Linked DNA regions of Homo sapiens: region 2 is linked to region 1. The links are chromatin contacts, found by Hi-C or POLR2A ChIA-PET in ENCODE. All regions are on one chromosome and are shown on one strand. The core of a region is the stretch at or near the end of the contact, and the rest is flanking DNA. Distances in the headings are between cores, read along the strand shown.

Region 1 (5,272 bases), core at 1,619-4,118:
GGAAGGGCTGCTCATCCGCATTCATGGGCCTCTTCCTAGAACTCTGGGAATCTTTCTCCCTAGAGCTCTGTAGGCGTCCAGGGTCAGGGCTGGAAAGGCCTTCACAAATGCTAATCTGTGAGCATTTTATGGGTTGCCCCCTGACCCTCAGCATCCTCCTCCTTAACTAGATCCAATGGTGAGGTGAAGAGGTGGGGGCGATGGAGAATGGCATTTCCAGTTTGGAGAAAAAAGTAGGGAGAGGCGGGGAAGCCTTCCCACCCCAATCCCAGGGCCAGGTTCCCCTCTCTCCAAACAAGCCTAAGGAATGTTTTTCAAGGCAAAATCCCACCTCACTGTGTATTTGGTTGTGAAGGGGGCTGTCCAGGAGATCAGGGTTGTTTTTGGAGAGTTTGGAGGGCAGGGGCAATAATGTCTGACCCCCTGCAAACAAATACACCTGTAAGAAAAGCTAGACCAGAGTGAAGTAAAGCCAGGATTTGATGGTGGCGGGAAGGGAAGGGGCCAATGCTGCTGCTGGACAGAGGGGTGTTATTTTCCCCAGAAGAATAGCATGTCGTGGTCATCATCATAATAATAGCTGACACAACTATTATGGGCTGGGGACTTATAAGAGCTTTCATAACTCTCAGGTAGGAGGCACTACGAACTCCATTTCACAATTGAGGAAACTGAGGCACAAAGAAACGAAGTAGTGACAGCAGCTTTCCTTTTTCCCTTCAACAGTTTGGAATCAAGCTGTTTGAGCCGAGGCTGGGTCTCAGGAGGTGTGGACAGCACTTCCATCTCGGTAAATCAGATTCGCCTGCCCATAACTGGGGAGAATGGTGGCTTTGAAAAGGTTAACTTGGGAGCCCTGGGGACGGCTGCAGGGAACGTACGCCCATTCCCCCTAGGAAGCAGAGCCAGGCCGCCTCCTCCTCCGCAGTGGTGAGGACGCGTGGACAGTCCCGCGGGGGCGGCGGGAGACCTGCGGAGTGGCCGCACTCCAGGTCCGCGCCAAGGCCGGGCAGCTCCGCTTTCTGCTCAGTCTCCGCGAGGTGTCGCCTTCGGCCGAAGAAACCACCGCGGCGCCACCCTCGTAGCTCGCACTTATTTATTTATTTATTTTCAAACAAGGGGGGCGCCCCTCTTCTTTCAATTTGAAACTGGAAACATCCAGAGGTCTTGTTCCTAAGGGGGCGCGTCCTCTCCCTGCTATTTTGCACCTTCGGACTAGCCTTCTTTCGTAATTACACAGGAGCAACCTCCCTGCAAGGCCTTGCTCAACGTTGGCCTCGCGCTCAGCTGCACAACACGCAGTCAAAGCGGGGGCTGGGTTAGAAGCATCGGTCTCCCCTCCCCAACACACACCCCCGGAGCCCTCCGTAATTTTTTTTTCTTTTAATGACAAGCAATTGCCAGGCTCGCAGGGTGGGTGCTGCATTGCACCGCTCCGCGCGCAGCTGGTTCTCAGAGTGCAGCCGGTGCAAGCCCGGGGGTCCAAAAGGGCGGGAGGAGCACACCCTGGGCTTCCCAGCTTTGCAGCCTTCTCTCTGCAAAGAAAAGCAAGTGGCTTTTGGCGCGAAAGCCTTGGCGCCTCCCCTGATTTTTATGGAAATCAGGAGGGCGGGGTAAAGCCGCTTTCCTCTCCTTTCTCCCTCCCCCTTGTCTGCGCCACAGCCCCCTTCTCTCCCCGCCCCCCGGGTGTGTCAGATTTTTCAGTTAATAATATCCCCCGAGCTTCAAAGCGCAGGCTGTGACAGTCATCTGTCTGGACGCGCTGGGTGGATGCGGGGGGCTCCTGGGAACTGTGTTGGAGCCGAGCAAGCGCTAGCCAGGCGCAAGCGCGCACAGACTGTAGCCATCCGAGGACACCCCCGCCCCCCCGGCCCACCCGGAGACACCCGCGCAGAATCGCCTCCGGATCCCCTGCAGTCGGCGGGAGGTAAGGAGCAGGGCTTGCAAACCGCCCGGCGCCCAGGGAAGCGACGAGCGCCGGGGCAAGGCAAGCCCTGGACGGGATTGCGACGTGCGCACCGGGCGCCCTAATATGCCCGGGGGACTGTTTCTGCTTCCGAAACAAAACCATCTCTGGGTTTTCCCAGAAAAGCCAGTTCCAGCCCCGAAGGCATCCTGGCTAGAGGAGACCCGCCCTAATCCTTTTGCAGCCCTTACCGGGGGGAGTAATGGCTTCTGCGAAAAGAAATTCCCTCGGCTCTAGAAGATCTGTCTGTGTTTGAGCTGTCGGAGAGCCGGTGCGTCCCCACCCCAGGCTGGGGTTCTTCTCCAAAGGGTGCCCCTGGAGGAAGAAGAGGGGGGGATTAGGCAGGGCGAGGCCGCCGCGGTCGCAATCTGGGTCACGGCTGCTCCAGCTTGGAGGAGAGGCGGCTCTCCCGGCGACCCTCCTCGCGCGGGCGCCCCTGCCATTCCCGGGAACAGGGGCTCAGCCTCTCCCTCCCTGGAAGAGGACGTTGTCGTGGGTTTGGAAGAGCAGGGGTGGGCTTAGAGAGCTTCCAATTAAGCTATTGGCAGGAGTATCCCTGCAGCGGGTGAATGCCGAGGGGCGTTTGCTCAAATTTGGGGAGGGGAAGGATTTGTGGATATGGGTGTCTGTTGTTGGTCTCTGTCTAGAGAAAGGCTTTTTTTTATTTGCAAAGTTTTCTAAATCCCCTGCTATCATTTGCACTCCTGAGGTTGCATTTTTACAAAGGGGGTAGAAGGTACTCCAAATACCATTCCCGGTAGCTGGGTCGGAGAGCCTGGGGCTTCCCCTGAGCAGCCGGCCCCACACCGCTGCGAGTGCGGTTGTCTGCGTGCTCGTGAGAGCTAGAATTCTGCAGCCAGGAACAGCCCCCTCCCCCAGGCAGTGCCTTGTGTGAATGAAATGGCAGTTTCCAAAGTTGCGGAGCCTCGCCACCACCCCCTGCATCTGCATGCCCCCTCCCACCCCCTGTCGTAGACAGCTTGTACACAAAAGGAGGGCGGGAGGGAGGGAGCGAGAGGCACAACTTCCTCCACCTTCGGGAGCAGTGGGCAGAGTGGGGGGCTTGGAGGGAAGATTGGGGAACCTGGTTAGAGGGGGCGCCCATTGCCTATCCCCTCGGTCTGCCCCGTTTGCCCACCCTCTCCGGTGTGTCTGTCGGTTGCAGTGTTGGAGGTCGGCGCCGGCCCCCGCCTTCCGCGCCCCCCACGGGAAGGAAGCACCCCCGGTATTAAAACGAACGGGGCGGAAAGAAGCCCTCAGTCGCCGGCCGGGAGGCGAGCCGATGCCGAGCTGCTCCACGTCCACCATGCCGGGCATGATCTGCAAGAACCCAGACCTCGAGTTTGACTCGCTACAGCCCTGCTTCTACCCGGACGAAGATGACTTCTACTTCGGCGGCCCCGACTCGACCCCCCCGGGGGAGGACATCTGGAAGAAGTTTGAGCTGCTGCCCACGCCCCCGCTGTCGCCCAGCCGTGGCTTCGCGGAGCACAGCTCCGAGCCCCCGAGCTGGGTCACGGAGATGCTGCTTGAGAACGAGCTGTGGGGCAGCCCGGCCGAGGAGGACGCGTTCGGCCTGGGGGGACTGGGTGGCCTCACCCCCAACCCGGTCATCCTCCAGGACTGCATGTGGAGCGGCTTCTCCGCCCGCGAGAAGCTGGAGCGCGCCGTGAGCGAGAAGCTGCAGCACGGCCGCGGGCCGCCAACCGCCGGTTCCACCGCCCAGTCCCCGGGAGCCGGCGCCGCCAGCCCTGCGGGTCGCGGGCACGGCGGGGCTGCGGGAGCCGGCCGCGCCGGGGCCGCCCTGCCCGCCGAGCTCGCCCACCCGGCCGCCGAGTGCGTGGATCCCGCCGTGGTCTTCCCCTTTCCCGTGAACAAGCGCGAGCCAGCGCCCGTGCCCGCAGCCCCGGCCAGTGCCCCGGCGGCGGGCCCTGCGGTCGCCTCGGGGGCGGGTATTGCCGCCCCAGCCGGGGCCCCGGGGGTCGCCCCTCCGCGCCCAGGCGGCCGCCAGACCAGCGGCGGCGACCACAAGGCCCTCAGTACCTCCGGAGAGGACACCCTGAGCGATTCAGGTAAAGACCGAACTCGGGTCCGGCTGCCTCCCTGGGGCACTGGACCCCGGGTCGCGTCCCCTTTGTTAGTGCTCGTATGTCTTGGCCTGGGGAGCATTTTGGAGGCAGTGCTAGGGGCAGAGAGGTCCTGTTTCCCCCAAGTCTCTCCTCGGGGTAAAGAGAAGGGGCTGAGAGAATGCCGTTGCAAAAGGGGTGCTCTCCAATTCTCGCCTTCACTAAAGTTCCTTCCACCCTCTCCTGGGGAGCCCTCCTCTAGGCCATCACGGGCCCTCACCCGGTCCCCCACCTCTCTTTTGCAGCGCAGTCTGAGGAATAAAATTGGAGAAAGTTGGTGGCTAAACCGGGTGGGGGTTTAGGGGGTTGCTGGGTGCACTGCCTGGACAGAAACCTGTTAGCGCAGGGGTGAAAGGGACTCTCTGGCCCAGGTCAGGGGAGGGAAAGACATCCCGAGAAGATTCAAGGGCTGTGCAAAGCCCTGTTTAAGGCGCAGGAACTTATAGGAGGGTTGCACAGATGGCTAGAGCCGATTTTCTATTCTTTTTCTTTTTCTTTTTTTTTTTTTTTCAAATGTCGGTACCTTTCCCTTCCCCCATCCTCGGTGGGTGGTGGGCTATTTGCTCCTGGTGCGTGGCCAGCAGGCGGCGATATGCGAGGCCAGCAGGCGGGCCCGGGATCTGAAAGGCTGGGGGTGGTGGGGGCACCCTCCCTCCCTCCATTCAGCAGCTGGCTGCAAGTGCAACAGCAGTTGTGTACATTCTCAGGGGGCCTCCTCTTTCCAGTGTGCAGTGGAAACTGGCTGTAGTTTTGTCTTCCAGCCTGAATTCCAGGCCTAATTTGAGATGTGAGTTGTATCTGTAACCCAGTGCCCTTGAAGGTGAGGGCAGGCACTCAGCAGCCTCTCCAGGAAGGCTCACATCCTGGGAGGACTCACTGATTAGTTCTATTGTGTTCATTTGTCTGTGTCTTAAGCTGAAGGGAAGAGTTAAAACCAAGCCTTTCCCTGGGGGTCTGGATGAACAGAACTCAACCCAAAGAGTGGCATTGCCTTGTCCTTGGAGCAGGGAGCTGGGACCCCCCTTGGACTTTGAAAACCAGTGTTTTCAGAATGCAGGTGGATAACAAGCCTAAATTTACTTCTGGGCTGAGGAGAGATCTTTGAGGCTCCTGGAAGGAAACTTGGTGATAAGCCTCCAGTTTGAAACGGCTCTGTCCCTTTAATGTCTGTGCCTTGACA
Region 2 (5,246 bases), core at 533-3,032, 800 kb after region 1:
ACCCAGCAGGTGCCAATAGTATCACTGTTGGCCTGTCCACCTGTAAATGTGACATAAACATTTGTTTTAATAAGCCAGTGAGATTTTTGTGATTGTGTATTACCTGGCACTCTTACAGCAGTATTTAAATAATAAATAATACACCTTTGCTTTCAGTCATAGGTAAACTCAGGTAAGCACCTTAACTGTTCTGGCGGATGGGGCACATTATGAAAACAAGCCAGAAAATGTATTAGTCACTCAGGTTCATGAACTCTGCAGCTCAAGATTCTGTCTCTGACTTTATAGATATCCCAATAATTGTGTTTTTGTTCCCACCCTCCTCACCCTTATCATCTAGCCTACAGATTGTCCATAGCACAGAGTATGAAAAATTCTTTAAAAGTTGGTTCCTGTATTAGTCCACTTTGCATCACTGTAAAGGAATACCTGAGATGGGGCAATTTACAAAGCAAAGGGGTTTGTTTGTCTCATGGTTCTGTAGGCTGTACAAGAAGCATAGCAGCAGCATCTGCTTGTGGTGAGGCCTCAGGATACCTTTACTCATGGCAGAAGGCAAGGGAAGCTGGTACGTCACACAGTGGGAAAGGAATCAAGAGAAGAGGGGAGGGAGGTGCCAGACTCTTTAACAACCGGATCTTGCACAAACTAATGAAGTGAAGACTTACTCATTACTTGGGGAGGACACTAAGTCATTCACGAGGGATCCACTCCCCTGACCCAAACATCTCCCACCAGATCCCACCTCCAACACTGGGGTCACATTTCAACGTGAGATTCAGAGGGAACAAATATTCAAACTCTATCAGCTCCTGTGTCCCAATAATTTCTAGTTATTTACAGTAGAGAATATTAACTTTGCTCCATGAAATCTTGGAGCACTAGAGGGACTACTGAAGGGCCAGCCATGGTAAGAGAAGGACAACAAGACCAGGGATTCCAGACTCCCATCTGGGCTGCAACTCAAAAATTTCTACTTTTATTTGTTGTATACAATCAGATTCCTTATAAAACTTTGTCTGAAGCTGAAATCCACTACTGAAGAATGTTTGGAATCACTAGTGTACATGGAAAGCCCCACTTCCACACCCTGATATCTCAGGGCTTCCATAACCTTTCCCCACTTTTTAGTCTAATGGTCCCGTTTCTCCCTTGGCTCTAGTCCCCTTTCCCAATAGTCTGTGCACTCCAGTTACTGTTCCCATGCATGCTCAGATTTCTTTTGCCTCCCTTCTCTCTGTTTGCAAAGCCCTTCCCACTTCTATCTGCCAAAGCCACCATTTGTCTCCCAGGACCTAGCATCAGAGACAGAGAAAGTTCCCCAGAGAATGTTTAGTCCAACCCCTCTACTTTGTAATGTTGTAATGTTGATTTGTAAATTCCAACATCTATTGAGTATTTATTAAAGACAGGCACTGATAAGCATTTTACGTAAATCAGTTCAGTGAATCCTTCAATACTTTGAACTGTGTACTATTATTCTTTCCATTTTATGCAGGAAGAAACTGAAGCCCAGAGAGGTTAAGTAACTTGCTCAAGGTCACACAGCAGTTTAGTACATAGTCAGTGTCTGAATTTACACAGGCTCCAGAGTCTGCATTTTAACCCTTTCAAAATATTGCCTTCCTCATTTTATAGATGAAGAAACTGTGCCATTCAGTTGAAAGAGATTTGCTTAAGGTTACACAGCTGGTTTATGACCAATCAGGTCAGTGCCCAGGCCTCTCGGTGCCAGTCTGGGCTTCATTCAACCTTGGTTGTGCCCACGCTGGAGGTGCCCAGCTGGTGACACAGCCAGGAGGAATCCTTGCAGTGGTGCCTCCTGCCAACTGGCCATACCTGTGTGCAGTCCACGCTGGGCATGTTCTCATTTGCTTGCAGAGCTGGAAGGGACCTTGGAGCATGTCCAGGTCATTGACTTTTACCTGACTACCCATTAAACTTACCTGGGAAAGTTTTAAAAATACTGCTAAGCTGCACTCTCAGGGTGTCTGATTTAATGGTACAGGGGGTGTGCCAGGACATTGGTATTTTGGACACACTCCCAGGTGGTTCTGAAGTGCAGCCAAGGTTGAGATACTCTGTTGTAATCCAACATACTGCTGTGCCACCCCATTTCATAGAACAAGAAATGACCTGTGTCAGTCCCCAAGTAGTCAGAAGCAAAGCCTAGCCTAGAGGAGACTCCCTGATGATATTAAACCCCATACTCGATTCTACTAAACAGGAGTTCCCCGCTGATCATATCAGGCATCTACACCTTCCTGTGGCACATGAGCCCAGAGCAAAGCAAATAAAATCCCATCTGGTTGGAGAAAAATAAAATGAAGACTACTGGGCACCGTCACCATAAGCATGGGTTGCTATCACAAAGTATTATAGACCAGGGAGCTTATAAACAGCAAATTTATTTCTCACAGTTCTGGAGGCTGGAAGTCTGAGATCCAGGTGCCAGCATGGTTGGGTTCTGGTGAGGACCCTCTTCTGGTTGCAGAGAGCTGACTTCTCACCACATTCTCACATGGTGAAAAGAGAGTGACTTTGCTGTCTGGCCTATTCTTATAAAGGCACTAACCCCACTCACGAGAGCACCACTCTCATCACCTAATCACCTCCCAAAGGCCCCCCCTGCTAACAAGATCACATCAATCCCGATGCCACGCTGTTAGGAGGTGGGGCCTTTGGGAGGCGATTGGGATTAACTAAATGTTTGTGGGGAACACAAACATTCAGTCTGTTGCAGCCACAGGACCTGGGATGTCATTGAGGCGATTTGTGATGGCACAACCCAATGGTTGGGGATCAGGAAATGTAAGCTTCGAAGGCTTATTCCATTGTCCTTTGTATGAAATTCAGTAACTCCTGTATTAATTTCAGTAACCCTGGACTGTCATGGGTCTGCCCCCTTTCGTGGGGTATGGGCTGAGATCTGGCCACCACCTTCCTACCTTCCACACCGTTAACCCCAGTACTTCATATGGAACACACCCTAAATTTGATTTTTTTAAAAAAATAGTCATAACCAAACACCTCATATTTTATCTTTTTTTCTGAAAAAGAATTTTAAAATCTGACATGCCACTTAAAAAAAAAAAGAAATCGCATGAGTATAGGCATGCCAGTTTAACTGGGGGTTAAAAAATCCTCACTTTCACAGCCTCTTGCTATGTAGTTGTCCCTGGTTACTGTTCTGCCTCTGTCTCCACAGAGACCACTCTGGGCCAGTAACCATGGCGATAGGAGAAGACGTGAGCAGATGGGAGCACTATGTGCAGAACTTAAACATCCTTGTGTTGGGGGGAGGTAAGTGGGGAATGAGGGAAGGAGAGGAAAGAAACCTAAGAGAGACAGAAAGAAGTTACAAAATCCTTAACCTAGGAATAGATTGCAATGTTGGGGACAAACCACAAGGCATGTTTTTTTATTTTTCTTTTTTGCTGCTGAGCCAAGCTCTTCTTTTTGATTTCAATAATGATTTATCCCTAGGGAAATGGAGACAAAAGCTTTCAACATACAGAGCTGGAGGCATTTTTTAACCATAAATGTATTGCATTAATATATGTTTAACGCATTATTCAACTTGGGAAAGCAAGAGTCTGAAACCCTGTCAATTTAGGTACAATGTAATTGTGGCATATTGGGAAGACCATAGCCTGTGCAGGAGGAATGACATTGGGACACAGACCCTGCCTCAACCAGTCTCCTCCTGGGAGCCACAGGCCAGGCCCTGCTTCCAGAGACTTGGCTTATAAGATTCTCTGAAAGGGAGCCAACAGATAGTTGGCTTTGAAATTATGCAAAAAGAAAATCTTAAAGGATGCTAAACTGAGATTTTCTGTATTAGTTTTTGCTGAGGTTCCGAAGAATGACACCAAAAAACTAGGTGGCAAGCAACCATGCATGGCATATGAAGAAATTGCAAATTCAGTTTTTCAGTTCTTAGCCTAAAAGTAATAGGGAAGTGGCCAGGGGCAATTTCTTTGCAGAGATATTTGGCTGAATATCACTCCCAGCTCATGGGAGAGAGAAAGGGGCCATTTTCCCACCACTTACCTAAAACCAAGGAAGGAATTATCAAGAAACCCACTAGGAGCTTGATCCATGACCCTCTGGAATTTGAGGGAACCATACGAACTTGCACCTGACTCAGAATAGAGATCATGGCTGATACTGCAGCCTGTAGGGTGGGTGGATGGGGCAGGGGCTGAGGGAGAGGCTGGGAGGAGAAAGAACATAGAGAGGAGGGGAAAAGCTGTAAATTCCACAAAGAGTCCATGAGCTTTTGTTTTAGACTTAAATAAGCTTTTATTTGGTTTATTTATTGAAGAACACTGGAAAAGTTGAAGCTAGCCTGAGACTTTATGCAGGGTGGTGATAGGAGGAGAAATGCACAGATGCTGAAAGCTGCGTCTCCTAGTCTTAAAGAGAAATGATGAGAAAGGATGAAGTGGCTTTCTGTTTGTACCGTACAGGTGCCAGCCCATTCAATAAACTGGTTACAGGGTGTTAGGGAATGAATTGTGTCCTGTCAAAATTTAGATATTAAAGTTCTAACCCCCAGTGCCTCAGAGTATGACTGTGTTTGGAGATACAGTATTTAAATAGACAATTAAGGTAAAATGAGGCCATGTGGGTGAGTCTTAATTCAGTATGATTTGTATCCTTATAAGAAAAGAGAATTAGGGGCTGGGCACGGTGGCTCACACCTGTAATCCCAGCACTTTAGGAGGCTGAGGCAGGCAGATCACAAGGTCAGGAGATCAAGACCATCCTAGCCAACATGATGAACCCACATCTCTACTAAAAATGAAAAAAAAAATAATAACTGGGTGTGGTGACACATGCCTGTAGTCCCAGCTACTCAAGAGACTGAGGCAGGAGAATCGCTTGAACCCAGGAGGCAGAGATTGCAGTGAGCCAAGATTGCGCCACTGCATTCCAGCCTGGAGACAGAGTGAGACTCTGTCTCAATAAAACAAAACAAACAAACAAACAAAACAAGGGGGTTAGGACACTGACACACACAGAGGGAAGACTATGTAGCTTTGGTCCTCAGTGCCTCAATGGACTTCACAAAACCTGCTCAGAGACAAGACTGGACTGGAAGATACTGTGAAGTCCAGGAGGACCAAAACTGTGAAGATACCAAAAGATGACCATCTATAAGCCAAGAAGAAAGACCTCAGGAGAAATCAATCCTGCTGACACCTTGGTCTTGGACTTGTAGCCTTCAGAATTGTAATAAA

The links. Hi-C counts contacts between places; a loop is a spot of excess contacts on that map. ChIA-PET counts read pairs that join two places held with the same protein, here RNA polymerase II (POLR2A).
Region 2: a loop to region 1 is called in a map of breast epithelium, with 6 times the contacts of the local background. The contact joins the enhancer-like site here to the promoter of MYCNOS in region 1. A Hi-C loop is called at or near these places in 2 of 168 maps with a recorded cell type or tissue (breast epithelium and heart left ventricle). POLR2A ChIA-PET finds 5 or more read pairs at or near these places in 2 of 52 experiments (Caco-2 and activated CD4-positive, alpha-beta T cell).

The regions. Positions count from the first base shown.
Region 1 is chr2:15,938,817-15,944,088 of GRCh38, forward strand. MYCNOS (MYCN opposite strand) reads right to left here and starts at 2,869. Exons shown (of 4, transcript NR_110230.2): 1 at 2,716-2,869; 2 at 2,158-2,281. It overlaps MYCN (MYCN proto-oncogene, bHLH transcription factor), which reads left to right and starts at 1,734. Exons shown (of 3, transcript NM_005378.6): 1 at 1,734-1,927; 2 at 3,132-4,038. The coding sequence starts at 3,249. RefSeq lists enhancers at 1-287, 1,332-1,862.
Region 2 is chr2:16,738,454-16,743,699 of GRCh38, forward strand. No RefSeq gene overlaps it. Among named protein-coding and RNA genes, the nearest start is that of CYRIA, 75 kb to the left of the region's middle. Within about 2 kb of position 1,783, at least 5 of the 41 ENCODE cell types and tissues checked have a DNase peak (open chromatin) inside an H3K27ac peak, as active enhancers do.